Regions from separate parts of the Mus musculus genome. Here region 2 is linked to region 1. A link is a contact called in ENCODE Hi-C or POLR2A ChIA-PET data. All regions are on one chromosome and are shown on one strand. Each heading gives the region's core, a stretch centred on a gene start or an enhancer-like site at or near the end of the contact. The rest is flanking DNA. Distances are from core to core; before and after follow the strand shown.

Region 1 (3,477 bases), core at 711-3,210:
TAAAACTACAATCATGTTTCCAAGCAGTGATTGAATGGGTTGTGTCCGCATCCCTTTTCAGAGCATCCCTGAGAGGAAAAAGAGGTCCCGACCGAGCCCCATGAGCAATGCCTCCCATAGTTCACCCAGGTCCTCCGCAGCAAATGCTGCCATCCTTAATCCTGACCAGTTTACCATACTCATATCCAAGGACCAGTTAAAGCTGATGCCAGACCATAGTTTGCAACCATAACCCCAAGAAGCTGGTCCGCTGTGGCACGAGGGGTTCTTCAGGATGCCAGCAAAGGTGAAGTTGCCTCAAAGCAGGAATGACAGCTTCAGAATGGAGGAGAACACCTTTAACATCTTGGAATCCCATGCCAGCTTCACAGCCTTCCCTGACAGAATCCAGAAGCCTCTCACTTTACTGATGTCTTCCAAGTGGCAGGCAGGTCAAGAGGAGTTTTCAGGCTTTTCTTTGCCATGGCCCATGAACTCCAGGCCTTCAATAGGAATCTCTTTCTCCTTGATTGCTTTCTAAAGGAGGAAGAAAATGCACTATCAGTCCATGATAGCTTGCAGTCCATGTTTTGTGACAGGTGTAATGGTACAGAGGTAAACCAGACTGAACTGGACGGGCTTGAAACCCACCATTCAAGGCATGCACCACCACTGCCCAGCTGGGCACCCTTTTTTTGAGGCAAGGTCTCATTCTGTAACCCTGGCTATTCTGGGACCCACACACCCTGCCTGCCTCTGAATCCTAGGATTAAAAGTGAGTACGGCTTAGTCCTGTTTTAACAAAACAGTGCCACTGTACAGACTGTAATGTAAGTCCTGTGTGGTATGAACACCTGCTCTTGGGAGGTGAGGCCTGAAGGTCAGTTCAGGTGCCTATCTCTATCTTAGTGACAGTGTTCACTCCGAATCGGCTCTGTGACCTTGAGTTACCATCCCTGTCTGAGAACTGACTAAAGGTAGCTTCTGGAATGGAGAGGTAGTTTTAGGTTAAGTTTGAAGTGCTGGTCTGAAATCAAATCTTACTGGCTACAACAGGTAATTGGCGGAGGAAAACAGAGCAATGAAAAGATCGCAACAAAACAGGCGACCTCTGCAATGCCTTACCTTAGGTCTAGAAAACTGTGAACACCATCCACTCCTAATAACAATGAAATGACGCACCACCAAAATAAGCAAGGTCATCAGACTCTAGTTCCTTTGAACCATTCACTTCCTATTTCTGACTGCTAGTTTTTCCATGTGTAAAATATAGATAATAGAAAAAAATAGATAGATAGATAGATAGATAATAGAACGCCTTGTCACCAAGACTAGTGACCTGAACTTTATTCCCAGAACCCATATAAATGTGAAAGGAGTAATCTGACTCCCGGAAGTTGTCTCCACCCTTATTGCAGACGCGAACACATTTTTTTTTTTTTTTCTGGAGACCGGGTTTTTCTGTATATCCCTGGCTGTCCTGGAACTCACTCTGTAGACCAGGCTGGCCCCGAGCTCAGAGATCCGCCTGCCCCTGCCTCCCGTGCGCTAGGACATTAAAGGTGTGCGCCACCTCCGCCCGGCCACGCCAATTTTTTAAAGATACGGATGATAGCTACTTGCACGTTTGGAATGAATCCCAAATAAATGAGCAATAACAACAAAATACTAATGTACTCTGTATAAAGCAAAGTACCGCAAAGGCATCCCGGTGTGTCAAGTGGAGACAGCCTGGCGGTTTCGGGGGATGGCCGAGGAGGGCAGGCTGCTGCGGCGAGGCCGGGCGAGACTCACCTGCACGCACTGCTGGTAGCGTTTGAAGAGGTCGGTGCACGGGTCCCCGGAGCCGTCCCCTTTGAGGAACTTCTCAGCAAACCAGCGGTTGAAGCACTGGTCGTACTCGCGCTTCATGTCAGTGCAAGCCTCCCCGACGCTGTTCATGGCGGTGATGGCAGCTGCGGTGACGGCGACGCATTCTGATGTCGTCACACACCCCCTCACCCCCACCCCGCGCGCGCGCCGCCCTACCGTCTGTCCCTACGGGGGCCGAGAAGCAAAAGAAATGTGGTCACGGGCCGCGAGTGTGCGATTTCGGGCCCCGCTGGACGCGGGCCGAAGCTTTGCTTCCAAAGCGAATCCACAGGGAAAGGTCCAGGCGGCGGGGCTGGGGACCCAGGCTCCACGTCTCGTCCCCCAGGGCAGCGGTCGCGTGTCCCCCGCGGTAATCGAGCATCTGGAGCGACTGGCGCTGGTGAACTTCGGCAGCCGCGAGGCGGTGGACCGGCTAGAGAAAGCCATCGCCTTTGCGGATCAGCTGCACGCCGTGGACACTGACGGTGTGGAGCCCCTAGAGTCGGTACTGGAGGACAGGTAAACTCCCGGCTGCGGTCTCGGACCTTTGAGGCTGTTTCAGGTCCTTTGCATAATTGGAAATTTGTCCAGTCTCCGCGAGGATGGCTTCACTCTTCCCCTAGTTCATTATTGATCCTGTCACTCTCGTTTACAACCCTCTAGTCTTCTCAGTCTCGATGTAAATAGGAACCAAGTCCGAGAATCCCTTACTTCAAAGAGCCCTTTACCCGCCCTCTCGGGGGTGCTGTCCCCTCAGTACCCTCCAGCCTAGACTGGCTTACAAACCAGGTTTATTTCCTTAAAGTGTTTTCACTTGCCTTCCTGAGCATCTGATTAAATATCTGAAGAAGTCAAACACTATTTATATGTATAACCTCAAGTCAGTTCATATGCTAATTACGAGATATCCAAATAACAAGTTATGGCTTTTTTTTTTTTTTTAAGACAGAATCTGGCTAAAATTTCGCGGAATGGCTTTGAACCCAAGGTTATCTTGCTGTGTTACCACCCATTGCATTGGTTTCATGAAGTCACTGAAATGCTTTGCAAAGTTTAAATCTTGTTAGTCTCCTGTCCTTCTCACCTTCGGGTCTTTGATCTGATGCTCAGATCCAGAGAGGTTAACACTATTTGCCTAATATTACCCAGTAATTCACATCAGATACCTGATGTCATTTTCCCACCCAAGATCTTCACGACACGTGCTCGTGGTCTTCAGGTCCTCAGGTCCTCGGCTGTCACAGCCCCTCCCCATCTCTCCAAGCTAACACTGTCAAGTTCTTTCAGCTTCTTGACTTCTCCCTCCCTGTTACTTTTTTCCCCACAATTTTCAGTCCTTGCTTTTTACCAGCTCCTTATCCCACCTACTTCTCCTCTCTTAAGTTGTCGACTGCCATTAATTCTTTTATTCCTTTATACAGTAAAAAATATATGGTTCTACTGGTATTCAAAAGCGCTGCTAATCACAGCATATCTACTTAAATGTTAGTTCTCTGCCTTCCCCCTTCTGTTTATCCAAATAGCATGAATCATGTTTGGATTTTTTTTTCTTTTGTCTAGCACTGAGTAAATACTTGGGAAATGCTCAAATAAACATCTCATTAATTTATTTGGGGGAGAGAATAGAATTAAAGAGCCAGCAGTGGT
Region 2 (3,121 bases), core at 139-2,638, 220 kb before region 1:
GCCCATCAGCACCACGGCCTTCCCTCGGAGCGACATGCGGATCTGCTGCATCTGCTTGGAGCCCACGTTGTCTGCTCCCACAATGAAGCATTTTGGATAATCATCCAAAAGTTGCTATGAAGGAAGCCAGGAAAAACTACATTGAGAGGAAAACAAACAAAAAATACCCAGCAAAACCCGAAACCCTGCTACCTCTACCTCCCCATTGCTTCACCCTAGGTGTGACACTTCTCGCTAGGAGCCAGCCACCCGAGCCCAACGTCTGTCTTTATCTGATCCAGCTTCCTTGCTGGTTACGAGTATCACAAAATTACTGTCACAGCCAAAAATTAACTTTTAGCTGGGTGTGGTGCCACACCTGTAAAGACAGGTAAGGCTTAATTGCTAATCCGAGGCCAGCCAGAGCTATAGGGGGAAGACTTGCCTCAAGTAAATCTTAAGCTTTACTTTTTAAATAAGGCGTGCCTGGGTGACCAAAGTGACTCTGATCAGGGAAGAGACAGACTTAAAAAGCACAGAAAACAAATTATAGAGAGGTCGGGGGATCTTAGGTTGTGAAATATAAAAGGTACTACCAGACCCAAAAATCTTTGTCTCTGTCTCGGAAAAAAAAAAGAAAAGTTAACTAAAACAGACTGGTACCTACAAAGTCTGGTAGCTCTGGTTCAAAGCCACCTCAAAGGCCTTTTGTAATTAAGTCACTCAACAGCAGCCTGACTGGCAGGTCTCAGATGGGCAACAAGATGAATCACTCCAGTCTCAGCCCTTTGCACAAACGCGAAGGGCTCGACGAGATGAAAAACTGGGTGAGCGAGCTAGTTCTGGAACGCGGGGGGGGGGGGGGGAGATCCCAAGACTACAGAACTTCCCCAGGATGCCCAAACTCTGTTAAAGCGCGTGGCCAACGACCGCCCCGGGAAGACCCGGAGGCGGAAGCCGCGCGTCCCCGGCCCGCTCCACACTTACGATGATCTTGAGGAAGTAGTTGGACTTCCAGGTCGCCCTGTCTTCCCTGGGCATCACGGCGGTGCGTCAGGGATTGCCACGCGGGGTTTAAAGACGATGTCACTGGGGAGAGAGAGGGGGCAGCTTGAGCCCGGTAACCCCAACACCGGCCCCGATCCCAGGCCTAGGCCAAGCCGGCCACGCCAGAGCTGGGCCCCGGGCTGCGGCCGCCAGCAGCGCGGGCGATCCGACAAGCCAGGCGGTAGACCGGACGGGCAGAGCCCGGCCGCGATCCTTCCCGAGCCCATCGCTCCCACCCGCAACGTCCCCGCGCTCTTGCCGCCCTCCCACAACAAAACAACCCCCCAACCTCCAACGAGGACGCCTGGCGAGAGACGGGCCGCATGCCCGCGTGTGCCTTTTATAGGAGAACCAGGCGGTCCTCGAAACCCGAAGACGACGTCGTCCATGCCTATTGGCTGGTTCCATCGACTGTCCTGCCTCACTCAATAAACATGCGCGTCTATTGGCTGAGACCGCTGCCACTCCAGCAAGTCGGGAAAGTAAAGACAGCACCCGGCCGCAGGAGGCGCGCTTTCAGACCTGCTGCCCTCTGCTGGGTCGGAGCCGCCCTGCAGCGTCACCGAGTCAGTACAGCAAAACAACTTTCTGCGAAACCCTAGCTGATGCTCTAGTCTCCTCTTGTTCTTCCATTCTTTTTTCTTTCTTTTAATTTATTTATTTTTTATTTTTTTAGGTTTTTCTGTATATCCTGGCTGTCCTGGAACTCACTTTGTAGACCAGGCTGGCCTCAAACTCAGAAATCTGCCTGCCTCTGCCTCCCAAGTGCTGGGATTAAAGGCGTGCGCCACCACTGCCCGTTTTGTTCTTCCTTTCAAAACCTACATCTTCACCCGCACAAAGTTAATCAAAGATTGCCGTTTTCTCTGAGTAAACGCCTAAAACGTAGACTATTCTCAAGGTCCCACACGACTGTTTCCACTGTCGCAATCTGTTTTCTTGCTTTCCTACTGATGTGTTTGCCTCTCGCCTGATCCCTTTGCCCTTTTATCCCCTTCAAGAGTATGCCTTTTTTTTTTTTTGGTTTTGGTTTTGGTTTTTCGAGACAGGGTTTCTCTGTATAGCCCTGGATGTCCTGGAACTCACTTTGTAGACCAGGCTGGCCTTGAACTCAGAAATCCGCCTGCCTCTGCCTCCCAAGTGCTGGGATTAAAGGTGTGCGCCACCACCACCGGCTTCACAGCTTTTTGAATGGTGCTGGCCAGCTTCGGTCAGAGAAACTCACCTCCCCCACATCTTGCTGCAAATGCTATCTACTCAAGGAGACCTGCCCTGATTCTTGATTTCAAATTTTAAGGGCGGGGGCAAAACCAAACCTACTCTCCCTTACTCTCCCACCTTCTCCTGCAGCACTTACACCATCTAACTCGCTGTATAATTCACCACATTCTGCTTGTCAGCCTCTCCCTGCAGGAAGGTAAGCTCCACAGGGCAGAGATTTTATTCTGTGCCTGCCAGACAGTGGGCAGATAAGTATTTGTTGAGCAGGCAAAACGCAGGGCATGCGGCCAGATGAGACCCGGATCCATAACTTTGTTCTGCCGCTTGCTGTGTTGTCTTAAAAAGCACTTCCACTTTATTGACCGTTTGCTTTCCCTTCCAGGGATACGGGAGAAAATCGATACATAAAACTAGCTTCTTCACATATATATATATATATATATATATATATATATAATATATATATATATATATAATATATATATATATATATACACATTATATATATACACACACAGTCGTTCAACATTATTTGGATAATTGTTTTACTGAGACAGTCTCACTCCTGCCTTGTTTTTAATTGCTGAGCCATCTTCCCAGACCCATGAATAAATAAATATCCATATATAAATAAGTGTGTATATATGGGGGAAGATATTGAACCTAGGGCCTTGTTCATGCTAAACAAGCAGTCTGTTGTTTTAAAGCTTCCTGGTGCCTTTGAAGATCAGTCCAGTTTGAGAACTGCAGGCATCAGTGGCTGCTGAGGTCGCTCTTTAATGACAAGGATTCCCCATGCTCAGCACTAAGTGCTGGTGCATGTTCCTGAAGCTACCACCGTCACCCCATCCCCACCCCCCAAGTCCTGAGGTGC

The links. A loop is a pair of places that touch in the nucleus more often than their neighbours do. ChIA-PET counts read pairs that join two places held with the same protein, here RNA polymerase II (POLR2A).
Region 2: a loop to region 1 is called in a map of heart, with 2.5 times the contacts of the local background. The contact joins the promoter of Rplp0 here to the promoter of Triap1 in region 1. A Hi-C loop is called at or near these places in 1 of 37 maps with a recorded cell type or tissue (heart). POLR2A ChIA-PET finds 5 or more read pairs at or near these places in 1 of 5 experiments (Patski).

Annotation. Positions count from the first base shown.
Region 1 is chr5:115,339,714-115,343,190 of GRCm38, reverse strand. Triap1 (TP53 regulated inhibitor of apoptosis 1) reads right to left here and starts at 1,960. Exons shown (of 2, transcript NM_026933.3): 1 at 1,774-1,960; 2 at 1-516. The coding sequence starts at 1,920. The coding sequence ends at 433. Gatc (glutamyl-tRNA(Gln) amidotransferase, subunit C) reads left to right here and starts at 2,030. Exons shown (of 3, transcript NM_029645.3): 1 at 2,030-2,349. The coding sequence starts at 2,042.
Region 2 is chr5:115,557,734-115,560,854 of GRCm38, reverse strand. Rplp0 (ribosomal protein, large, P0) reads right to left here and starts at 1,388. Exons shown (of 7, transcript NM_007475.5): 1 at 1,316-1,388; 2 at 967-1,068; 3 at 1-114. The coding sequence starts at 1,020.